Linked DNA regions of Homo sapiens: region 1 is linked to region 2. The links are chromatin contacts, found by POLR2A ChIA-PET in ENCODE. All regions are on one chromosome and are shown on one strand. Each heading gives the region's core, a stretch centred on a gene start or an enhancer-like site at or near the end of the contact. The rest is flanking DNA. Distances are from core to core; before and after follow the strand shown.

The links. ChIA-PET counts read pairs that join two places held with the same protein, here RNA polymerase II (POLR2A).
Region 1: POLR2A ChIA-PET joins it to region 2 with 21 read pairs in BJ. The contact joins the promoter of HSD17B6 here to the enhancer-like site in region 2. POLR2A ChIA-PET finds 5 or more read pairs at or near these places in 2 of 52 experiments (BJ and naive thymus-derived CD8-positive, alpha-beta T cell).

What each region holds. Positions count from the first base shown.
Region 1 is chr12:56,761,649-56,767,269 of GRCh38, forward strand. It overlaps HSD17B6 (hydroxysteroid 17-beta dehydrogenase 6), which reads left to right and starts at 1,676. Exons shown (of 5, transcript NM_003725.4): 1 at 1,676-1,766.
Region 2 is chr12:47,943,289-47,948,660 of GRCh38, forward strand. No RefSeq gene overlaps it. Among named protein-coding and RNA genes, the nearest start is that of TMEM106C, 18 kb to the right of the region's middle. Within about 2 kb of position 3,348, at least 7 of the 41 ENCODE cell types and tissues checked have a DNase peak (open chromatin) inside an H3K27ac peak, as active enhancers do.

The DNA.
Region 1 (5,621 bases), core at 426-2,925, 8.8 Mb after region 2:
AAACAGTTTGGGAATTCCTCAAAATGTTAAAAATAGAGTTATCATTTGACCCAGCAATTTCACTCTTAGGGTACATATATCCAAGAGAATTGAAGGCCCATGTCCACACAAAAAATCTGTATGTAAATATTCGTTTCAGCATTATTCATAATAACACAAAAAAGCAGAAACAACCCAAATGTTTATCAGTTGATGGATGCATAAACAAAACGTGGAATAGCCACACAATGGAATATGATTCAGACATTAAAATGAAGTACTGATAAATAGATGAACCTTGAAAACATTATGCTAAACAGAAGAAGCCAGTCACAAAGGTCACATATTGTGTGATTCCATTTATATGAAGTGTCCAGAATAGGCAAATCCACAAACATGGAAAGTAGATTACTGGTTGCCAGGAGTGGGGTGTGGGAGGAAAGAATGGGAGGTGACTGCTAAGGAGTATGGGGTTCTTTTGGGATAATAAAAGTATTCTGAAACTAGATAGTGATGATTGTTGCACAACCTTGTGAATATACTAAAACCCATTGAATCGTACACTTCAAAAGAGTGAATGGTATGATATGTGAATTATGCCTCAATAAAGCTGTTACTTAAAAAAAAAATATATATATATATATATACACACACACACACACACACACACACACACACACACAACCCTAGGTCCAGGGCTCAAGCTATGAAACAGCTGCAGTTCTTTCAGAAAGGTGACTGAGCCAGCCCCAGCTTGCAGCAGCTGATCTCAGGTTGGCAGTCTTAAGAAGTGGGCTTTGCTAAAATCAACCTGCCCTCTGACCCCATTCCAGCAGGGGATTTGCATTGTAATATTCCAGTTTAAATTAGAGGATGGGACCAGGCACGGTGGTACACGCCTGTAATCCTAGAACTTTAGGAAGCTGAGGCAGGCAGATCGTTTGAGCCCAGGAGTTCGAGACCAGTGTGGGCAAGCTGGTGAAACCCCATCTCTACAAAAAACAAACAAACAAACAAACAAACAAAAAAACTCAAAATTAGTTGGGCATGGTGGCGTGCACCTTTAGTCCCAGCTACTCTGGAGGCTGAGGTGGGAGGATCACTTGAGCCTGGGAGGTCGAGGCTGCAGTGAGCCCAGATTGTGCTACTGCACTCCAGCCTGAGTGACAGAGGGAAACCCTGTCTCAGTAATTAAATAGAGGGCTGGGTGCGTCAGCTCATGTGTAATCCCAGCACTTTGGGAAGTCAAGGCAGGTGGATCACTTGAGGCCAGGAGCTCGAGACCAGCCTGGCCAACTTGGTAAAACCCCATCTCTACTAAAAATACAAAAATTTTTACAGGCGCCTGTAACCCCAGCTACTCCAGAGGCTGAGGCAGGAGAATTGCTTGAACCCGGGAGGTGGAGGTTGCAGTGAGCCGAGATCATGCCACTGCACTCCAGCCTGGGTGACAGAGCGAGACTCTGTCTCAAAAAAAAAAAAAAAAAATTAGAGGATGGGGGCTGAGGAGCATACAAGACTCTCTGGTCAGGGCAGCTCTTTTCTTTCTTTCTGTTTTTCATTTTGGTAGTAACAGATCTGATTCTGCAGCTGATCAAGGATGACACTGGTGAGAACCCTATGAGGGAGTGAAGCAGCCTGGACTCTTACCACAAGAGGGAGGTGTTATAAGAGCAATGCAGAGGTTGGAGTGGGCAGCAGTTGGGGCAGGAGGAAGCCGACTGCTGCCTGGTCTGCAAAGAAGTCCTTTCAAGTCTCTAGGACTGGACTCTTCCTAAGCAAGTCCGGTATGTAGGTGGGTAAGGGTGGTTGTGTGTGTGTGTGTGTGTGTGTGTGTGTGTGTGTGTGTGTGTGTAGGGGATATGGGATATGGTCTGTTTGGAGACAGGTTTTGATTATGATTTTTTATCATCTTAAAAGATCCTTCAACTTTGATTCGTGAAAGAAATTTTGTCACGATTGCTTGCTCTGCTTTTTTGATCTTTACTCCCATGAAGTTTGGGAGAGTACTGGTTACAAGTTGGGAGTGATTTCATACTTACAAATAGGGACTCTGGGTATCCTCTGAAAACGGGATTCTCGGCAGTGGGGGAAACAAGCTCTTTAATGGTTAATGCTGATAGCTGTTGGGTAAGTTTGTGAAACTTTGGGTAAGCGGAAAGGGGCCTTCTGTGATTGGGCCAAGATCCCAGAACTCTGAGAGGTTGAGGAGTGAGGATCCCTTGAACTCAGGAGTTTGGGACCAGCCTGGGCAACATGATGAAACCCTGTCTCTACAAAAAATACAAAAAATTAGCTAGGTGTGGTGGTGCACACCTGTGGTCCCAGCCACTTGGGAGGCTGAGGTGGGAGGATCACCTGAGCCCAGGAGGTCGAGGCTACAGTGAGCTGTGATTGCACCACTGCACTCCAGCCTACATGACAGAGTGAGACCGTGTCTCAAAAAAAAAAAAAAAAAAAAAAGAAGAAAGAAAAAAAGAAAAAAAAAAGAAAATCAAAAAGAAAAGAAAAAACAATTATTGACTTGAGGAATACTTAGCCTGTATGCCCAAGTGGGAAGAAAAGAATGTCATGGTGGATCAGTTCAGGGAGCCATGTGCTGTTTACAGACTTGCTCTTAGGATCAGTGACTAAGCTGACTGGAGTTTATAGACAAACCCATGTCTGAAGATTTTAACCAAAGAAGGGAATAAAGGCTACTTCTTACTTTGCCATGTATTATATTGCAGAGAGAGAGGTCCTCGCTTGAGACAGAAGGAAGTTAAGGTGCACGAGCATGGCCCAAAATAGTGATAAAGAGCTGATAGAAATGATTAAGGATGTTGCAATATGTGGAGTTATGCATACTGTAGAAAAGTGGTGGTGTAATGCACCAGATAATGCACATTCCCATGGCACAGTTTCCTTCTATGAAAGCTCAGGGGAAGAGACAGGGCTCAGGGAGAAAGGCAATATGGCAATAATAAGACAACAACTACCCAAAATAATACTAATATCTAACAATTATGTATTGCTTTACATGCATTAACTTATTTAACCCTCTCAATAAATCACTGAGGTTTCTTTTTCCCATTTTGAACACGAGCACACAGGAACAGAGGCCAGTTCACTTACTCAAGGCTGCAGAACAAGTAAATCTCGAAGCCTGATTTTGAACCCAGGCCATCTGGCCTCAGAGTCTATGCTCATGATTCTATTTTTTATTTTTTTCTTTTGAGAGAGAGTCTCACTCTGTCTTCCAGGCTGGAGTGCAGTGGCATGATCTCAGCTCATTGCGGCCTCTGCCTCCCAGGTTCAAGCTATTCTCCTGCCTCAGCCTCCTGAGTAGCTGGGATTCCAGGCGCCCGCCATCACACCTGACTAATTTTTGTATTTTTAGTAGAGACGAGGTTTCGCTATGTTGGCCAGGCTGGTCTTGAACTCCTGGCCTCAAGTGATCTGCCTGCCTCGCATCCCAAAGTTCTGGGATTAAAAGCATGAGCCACCATGCCTGGCCTCATGATTCTATTTAAGAAAATTTTTTTTTAGGCTGGGTGCGGTGGCTCACGCCTGTAATCCCAGCACTTTGGGAGGCTGAGGCAGGCGGATCACGAGGTCAGGAGTTTGAGACCAGCCTGGGCAATATGGTAAAACCTTGTCTTTACTAAAAAATACAAAAATTAGCCGGGCATGGTGTTGCATGCCTGTAGTCCCAGCTACTCAGGAGGCTAAGGCCGGAGGATCGCTGGAACCTGGGAGGCAGAGGTTGCAGTGAGCTGAGATCACGCCACTGCACTCCAGCCTGGCGACAGAGCAAGATTCCGTCTCAAAACAAACAACAACAAAAACAAAAACACACACACAAAAAACCAATCCTTTTTTTTCTTATTATCTATTTATTAATTTTTCCAAACAGGGTGTTGCTCTGTTGCCCAGGATAGAGTGCGGTAGTGCAATCATGGCTCACTGCAACCTCGACCTCCCAGGCTAAAGTGATTCCCACCCCCTCCCCCCACCGTGTCAGCCTCCAGAGTAGCTGGGACTACAGGCACTCCCCACCATGCCTGCCTAGTTTTTGTATTTTTTGTAGAGATGGGATTTTGCCATGTTGCTCAGGCTGGTCTCGAACTCCTCAAGGAATTCGCCTACCTCAGCCTTCTAAAGTATTGGGATTACAAGTGTGAGCCACTGTGCCCAGCCTCATGATTCTATACTATCCACAAAATCAGGGTTGGGGCAGGAAAGCTCATGCAGAGAGGTTCTTGGAAAGAAAGAAAAGGAAAGGTGTCAGGCCTCTGAGCCCAAGCTAAGCCATCACATCCCCTGTGACCTGCATGTATACATCCAGATGGCCTGAAGCAACTGAAGATCCACAAAAGAAGTGAAAATAGCCTCAACTGATGACATTCCACCACTGTGATTTGTTCCTGCCCCACATTAACTGAGTGATTAACTTCGTGAAATTCCTTCTCCTGGCTCAGAAGCTCCCCCACTGAGCACCTTATGACCCCCACCCCTGCCTGCAAGAGAAAAACCCCCTTTAAATGTAATTTTCCGCTACCCACCCAAATCCTATAAAATGACCCCACCCCATCTCCCTTTGCTGACTCTCTTTTCGGACTCAGCCCGCCTGCACCCAGGTGAAATAAACAGCCTTGTTGCTCACACAAAGCCTGTTTGGTGATCTCTTCACTGGGACGCGTGTGACAAAAGGTAGTCGGAATCATCCAGAGTAGTCTTGTTGGTATCTCCATTTATTAGTGCTCTGTACTTGCCATGTTCCAGGTCTTTGCTCTCACTATTCCCTTTGCCTGAAATGCCCTGGTTCCCAATCTCTGCATGTCAAATACCATCTGTCCTCCAAGGCTCAGCAAATCATACTTCCTTCATTTTAAAGCTCTTTGGTTTTGATGGAACATAGGCAGTGTGAGAAAGAGGAGGGGGAGAAAAGGTCAAGATCCAATCATGGAGGGCCTTGTACAACTAAGGTTTTAGATTTAGATTTTCAGTAGGTTGAATGCTATTCAGGGAGTGACATCGGCAGAGCTGCGCTTTAGGGAAATTAACCAGACAGCCCTATGTGGATGAGAGGGGAAGTGAGAGTGACACTGTGGGGTTAGTGAGAAAGCTTCTGTGATAGGCCAATCAAGAGGCATTGAGGAGTCCTTGCATTTAGGGTAGAGAAGGGAGAGGAGGAGCTGGGAGGGGTGAAGGGGAAGGGACGCTGTCTGTGACTGCTGTAGGAGAACGGGAGTAGAGCATCTCAGAAGTGAACGGAGAAGCGTGTGCTTCAAATTGGGTAGTCAGAAGGATTAAACTATGGCTTCTGGCTGTGAGAGACAGGAGCCAAGGGGCAAACGTAGGCCATGGCCTGACCATGAAAAATCAGCTAATTTTTGTATTTTTAGTAGAGATAGGGCTTAGTCATGTTGCCCAGGCTGGTCTTGAAAGGGAAAGGCAGTGTAGTGCAGTGGTTAGATGCAAGGCTTCTGCAGGTGAACACTCTGGAGTTGATCCTGTCTCTACTATTCACTCTGTTTCACCTTGGAAAAGTCACTTAATTCTTGCCTTAATCTGTGCTTCAGTTTCCTCATGTGAAAAGTGGGCATAATAATTGCATACACTGCCAGGCGCGGTGGCTCACGCCTGTAATCCCAGCACTT
Region 2 (5,372 bases), core at 2,098-4,597:
CAGGGGGGCACCAGAAGGCTGGGCCCCACACAGCAGGAGGGAGCCACCTGGCAAAGTGGTTTCCCTACCATCAATTTCTAATTGGATCCTGAGGTAAACAGACACACCGGACCTGCCCTGAGGAAGGAGGCGGGCTGCGAACTGCTTGCCACCATGGGCATTAGAGGAACCAGAGGTATCTGAAGCAGGGGGTTCAGGGCTGTGGACAGCCTGGCCGTCCATCCTGGGCAAGGGGAGATGGCTTGCCCAGGGAGGACGGTGAAGGCTGTTCCCATCCCCACTCCCACTGGTGCTGTTAAAGTACGGTTCGTTGATGGGTAAACTGAGTGCGTGTGAGTGAGAGAGAAGGGGTCATGGTTGGTCTGAGGAAGCAACCAGTTCAACACCTCCAGCTGCTGACTCAGCTGCCTCCTGTCCCCAGCCCTCAACATCTCCTTCCTAAGCCGATGGGAACAAAGACACCGCCAGTTTCCAGTTGTAAAAATCGGAGGAACAATCAAGAACAAAGATCAAGGCTTCACATTTTCCATGACATTGGTGCAGGGGCGGGGGCACCACGCCTACCTGGCACAGTCCCCATTCCCCATGCCCTCTGGGAAGCAGGAAGCTGCCATCTGGGCATGGGCAGTGCTAGCCTCTCCATTAGCATGGTGCCTCCCCTGGGTCGGCCTGGGTGGCTGTCTTGGCCAGGCCAGGCTGTCTCGGCAGAGCCTCCTGAACTCAGGGTCCCTCAAGCCCCAGTTCCTCACAGTTCTGGGAGATCAGCCAGCCTCAGAGGCCAGGAGCTGGGAAGCAGGGAGCCCACCCGGGAGACCCCCAAACCCGCAGCACTATACAGAGGTCAAGGGTCAGAGGGAGAAGGGCAGGGGGACAGCAGACAGAGGACTGGAGAAGGAGATATGGACTTGGGAGTGGGTGGGGTTGTAGAGGTGGTGAAGGAGCAGAGTTCTGGAATCCATTTGCAAGATGTCAAAGGGCCGCTGAGCCTGGGCTGCTTCCCAGGGTATGGCCGACATTGACTAGTCTCCTCGTCCTCACCCCATCCCTCTGGCACCCTACTCTCGCAGCTTCTGGGGGAGCTAGGCACAGAGTGAAGAGTCCACCCAGGTAAACAGATGATGATACATCTGTTTAATGGAGTACTCTTCAGCTGTTGAAAGTGACATAAACCCATTGATACTGGCAGAGAAAATGACCAAGGCTTATTAAGTGGGGAAAAAAGGTGAAAAATGATATATAGATTCTGATACCATTTTGTTAAAAATAAACCTAATACTACTACATTTGGATATGTGTATCTAAATCATGTAAATAACTATATATTTGAATGTACTTGAAAGAAGTATAAAAGGATAAATATGGAATAGTTAAAAGAAATTATATCTAAGATAATTTAGACTTAGACATTTGTATATGAATTTTTATAATAAGCATGTACAATCTTATAATAAAGAAAAAGGTGAGGGCAGAGAAAAGGGTTCAGAACAATCCAAGTCTGTGGATAGATGTGGACATGCCAGGTACACATGCACACACACACATGCACACACACGCACACACACATTCACACCCACATGCACACACACGCACATATGCACACATGTACACACACAAGCACACATGCACACACACGCACACCTCCCACATCCACACACACATGCACACCCACACAGGCGCACACACACACACCCCGAGCACACCTGGCCCACCAAGGAGGGCACACCTGGTGAATCTGGCAAAACTTGGGTAGCACTTGGCTCAGGCACATACCCACAATCCTGGGTTCCCTTGGCATGTATCAGGAAGGGCCCAAGGCTCTCTCCAGTCACTGATCCTATCTCAGGTCAGCTCAGCTCCTCTTGCTTCCCCAGCCTCCAACTCATCTCCCTGGGAGCCTTGCCATTTCTTGCCAGGTACTCAGAAACCAGGATCCTACTGATAAAGCCAGGAGAGTCAACAATTCCTGGTGAGCAGCACCCCTCCTGGCTATGAAGATGCCCTCCCTCTTCTCTAGGGCACTGGGGTGCTATTCGCAATGCTGGGCTGTCCCAGAGTTTCCTGTGGATTCTAGTTTAACCAAGGAACACCCTGGGAAACACCCAGCCAATCCAAAACATGATCCTGGTTCTGCCACTTATTTCTTCTCTAGTGTTGGACTAGTTATTTAACCTTCCTGAGCCTCAGTTTCCTCATCAGTAAAATGGGAATAATAAGGTGATTGTGAAACTCAAAGATGATAATATCTAAGAAACTCTACAGTCTTTGGAAGACAAACGAGGAAATGATGACACAAACATCAGGATCCCAGTTCCCTCAGGGTGGGGCAGGGGTTGTGATCAGGGAAGAACACAGGGCTTCTAGAGTACTAGCAGTATTCTATGTCTTGACCTAGGCAGTGGAAACCTAGGTGTTTGATTTATAATTATTTATTAATCTGTACATATATATTTAATATACATATGTTATGTTTCACAATGAGAAAAGAAAAAGTAAATACTTTGGACATTTTCCTGCTCAGTATAAATGTAAAAGTAGTACTAGGAAGTGCAAATTCCCATCTTCACACCCTCAGAGGAACCTCTGGGACTCTAAATTTCGCCTGGTTTCCCAGGGAATTGAAAGCAGGTAGAGAGTGGTAGGGCTGTGGCTGAGTTTGCTGGATGGCAAGGACCAGCTAATGAGTACAGATTCCAGTTATAAATTCAGACCAATGTCGTTTTCCTTGCTGGGGGGTGCCCAGAAGAGCAGATGACTTTCTGGGAGGCTGTCAGTCCACTCCAAACAGCCCTCCCTCCCGTGGTCTCTCTCCCCCGCAGACTGCTGAGGACAGAGGGCACATCTCCCCACTCTTGAATTCCTGCCCGGGGTGGTTCTGACCCCTGCAAAGCTCCCTAGACCCCAGACAGGCCCCTTTCCACACCTACCCACCGCCCCTACTCTTCAACACAGCCCCTTCCTTGGGCCTGGGCACCCCAACTTGCTGGCCCCAGACAAGGACCCCTGCCTTCCCCAGCCCCCCAAACCCCCAACATCCCCAGCCCTTTCTCCCCTGCTATGGGTTCCCCTAGACTTTGAGGAACACTCTGCCACTGAGCACAGGCATCACCCCCTTTCATCAGCCTGCTGACTTGGCAGTCTCCCAAGGTGAAGGTGGAGGGAGCTCTCAGAAGCCAGGACAGAGGCGGGGCCTCCTGCCCACCCAAGCCCTGGACCCCGGGCATCGGGCAGCCCTCAGGGCTGAGCCCACCCTGCCATCGGAGGCCACAGGAATGTCCATGAGGGCCTGGCCAGGGAGCTGCCCGGTGGTCATCAACGCCCTCCTTCCACATCTGACTCGCTCCCTGTCCCTCTGACTCAGCTTCTGTTTGACTCGGATTTAGTTTCTCTCCCATCCTTGATTTTCTGTGGGTCTCTGTCTTCACAGTCCCCAGACTGCACAAGGGCAGCATGAGCCTTTCCTCCGACTGTGTGTAGGGTGACCCTGGGCCTCTGGGCCTGGCTGTCCACCTGTGCCACGGCCCACTCTGTCCAGGAAGGAGGTCTCCCCACCCCCACCGAGGGAGGTGGCTGAGGTGAAGAAAGAAGCCCGAGGGCCTCGGTGGCAGAGCCGGGCTGAAAGGAAAGAAGAAGCTGATGAAACCAGGGCGCTGGAGGACGGGGCCGTGGAAGGGCGAAAGGGAAGTGTGCTGTTAGGTGAATGGGGTGCATTGGAGGCAGGTGGGAGTGGCCGAGGCGTTACATAACCAGAGCTGAAAAGGAGTTGAGTTCTGGAGAAAAACAAGGTCTTAGGGGAAATAAAGGTGGATTACAGGGATGGGCTCTGATACTAAGAAGTTCTTTTCAGTGTCTAACTTCAATCCCGCCTGCGGCAGAACTAGCTTTCTCCACGTGTAGTTCTTGCATCCTGGAAACTCACGCAGGGCATAATGTGAAAGGAAGCGCGAGAAGTGCTTGTGAGGGGCAGAGAGTCTTTCTCCTTGGCCTGGGAAGCCAGCACAGTGTCCCGTCCCCACCACCAACCACCTGATAGCTCCCCAGTCCTTGGCATGGCCCGGAGACCAAGCTGTTGGCAGTGGCAGCTCCTAGCTGTTTAGACAATCTTCCTTTCACAAGTTTATTTATTATTCTTTTCCCACCTCTCCACCCCTTCCCCACCAGCTGCTTAAAATATTTTTCAAACAGAAAAATCCAACCACAGCTGGAAACCAACCCTAAAGTTAGTCCGGAACGTGGGAGCTGCCAGGGAAAATTGCTGGGGCTCAGGCTGTGGGAGGAAGGGCCTGAGCCGCGGAGACAGGCTCGCTCTGCAGGGGCTTGCAGCAGGGACACAGACGCAGGGAGAAGGCATCGGACCTCATCATCATTCCCCAAACCGTCAGCGAGAACCGGCTATGAACCAGGCCCTGCGCCAGGACAGTGAGGGACACAAATTGCCTTAAGTAAAAGGGGCTGACCCCATTCTCAAGAAGTAACAGGCTTAATAAGGAGGTAAGGCACAGACACAAACACTCCAGTGGCAATCATAGCATGCACTTAAAGGGTGTTTGCCATGTACAAGGTCCTGACCTAAGCACTTTACATGTAGTAATTCATTAAAAACCCTCATCAGCCCTGTAAGAAAGGTACTCTTATTATTCCCATCTTATAGAGGAGGAAACTGAGGCACACAGAAAGTAAGATATTCTTTTTTAAAAAAAAAAAGAAAAAAAGACAAGAGTTGCACTCTGTTGCCCAGGTTGAAGTGCAGTGGCGTAATCATGGCTTATTGCAGCCTCAACCTCCTGGGCTCAGGTGATCCTCCCACCTCAGCCTCCCAAGTAGCTGGGACTACAGGCGCACATCACCACGCCTGGCTAATTTTTACTTATGTTTTAATTTTGTACAGGCAGGGTTTAACCATGTTGTTGAGGCTGGTCTCGAACACTGGGTTCAAGTGATCTGCCCACATCAGCCTCCCAAAGTGCTGGGATTATAGGCGTGAGCCACCGCACCCAGCCAAGAGACTCTCACACCACAGTACAACTAGTAAGCAGCGGAGTCAGGATCTGGGCCCAGGGAGTCTGAATCCATCTTAGCGGCTATGCTATGCCACTTTTGTACAGTCATGCAAGGGGAGAGGCAAATCCCATGAAAGAAGCATAAACAAATTAATATGAGAACTCAAAGAAGGGAGAGATTGTCCCCGGCAGAGGGTCAGAATCAAGGAGTGCTCCCTGGAGGAAGTAACATAGAGCAGCCTCTGGAAGGATAGTGGGGCTTCTGAGCCTATACTCAGGGGCAGGGACGGAAGCTCTACAGCAGAGATCGCTAAAGCAGTAGCAGAGACAGCACCCAAGAGGTCAGCTGCTGTTGTACAGCACCACCCAAAAGCC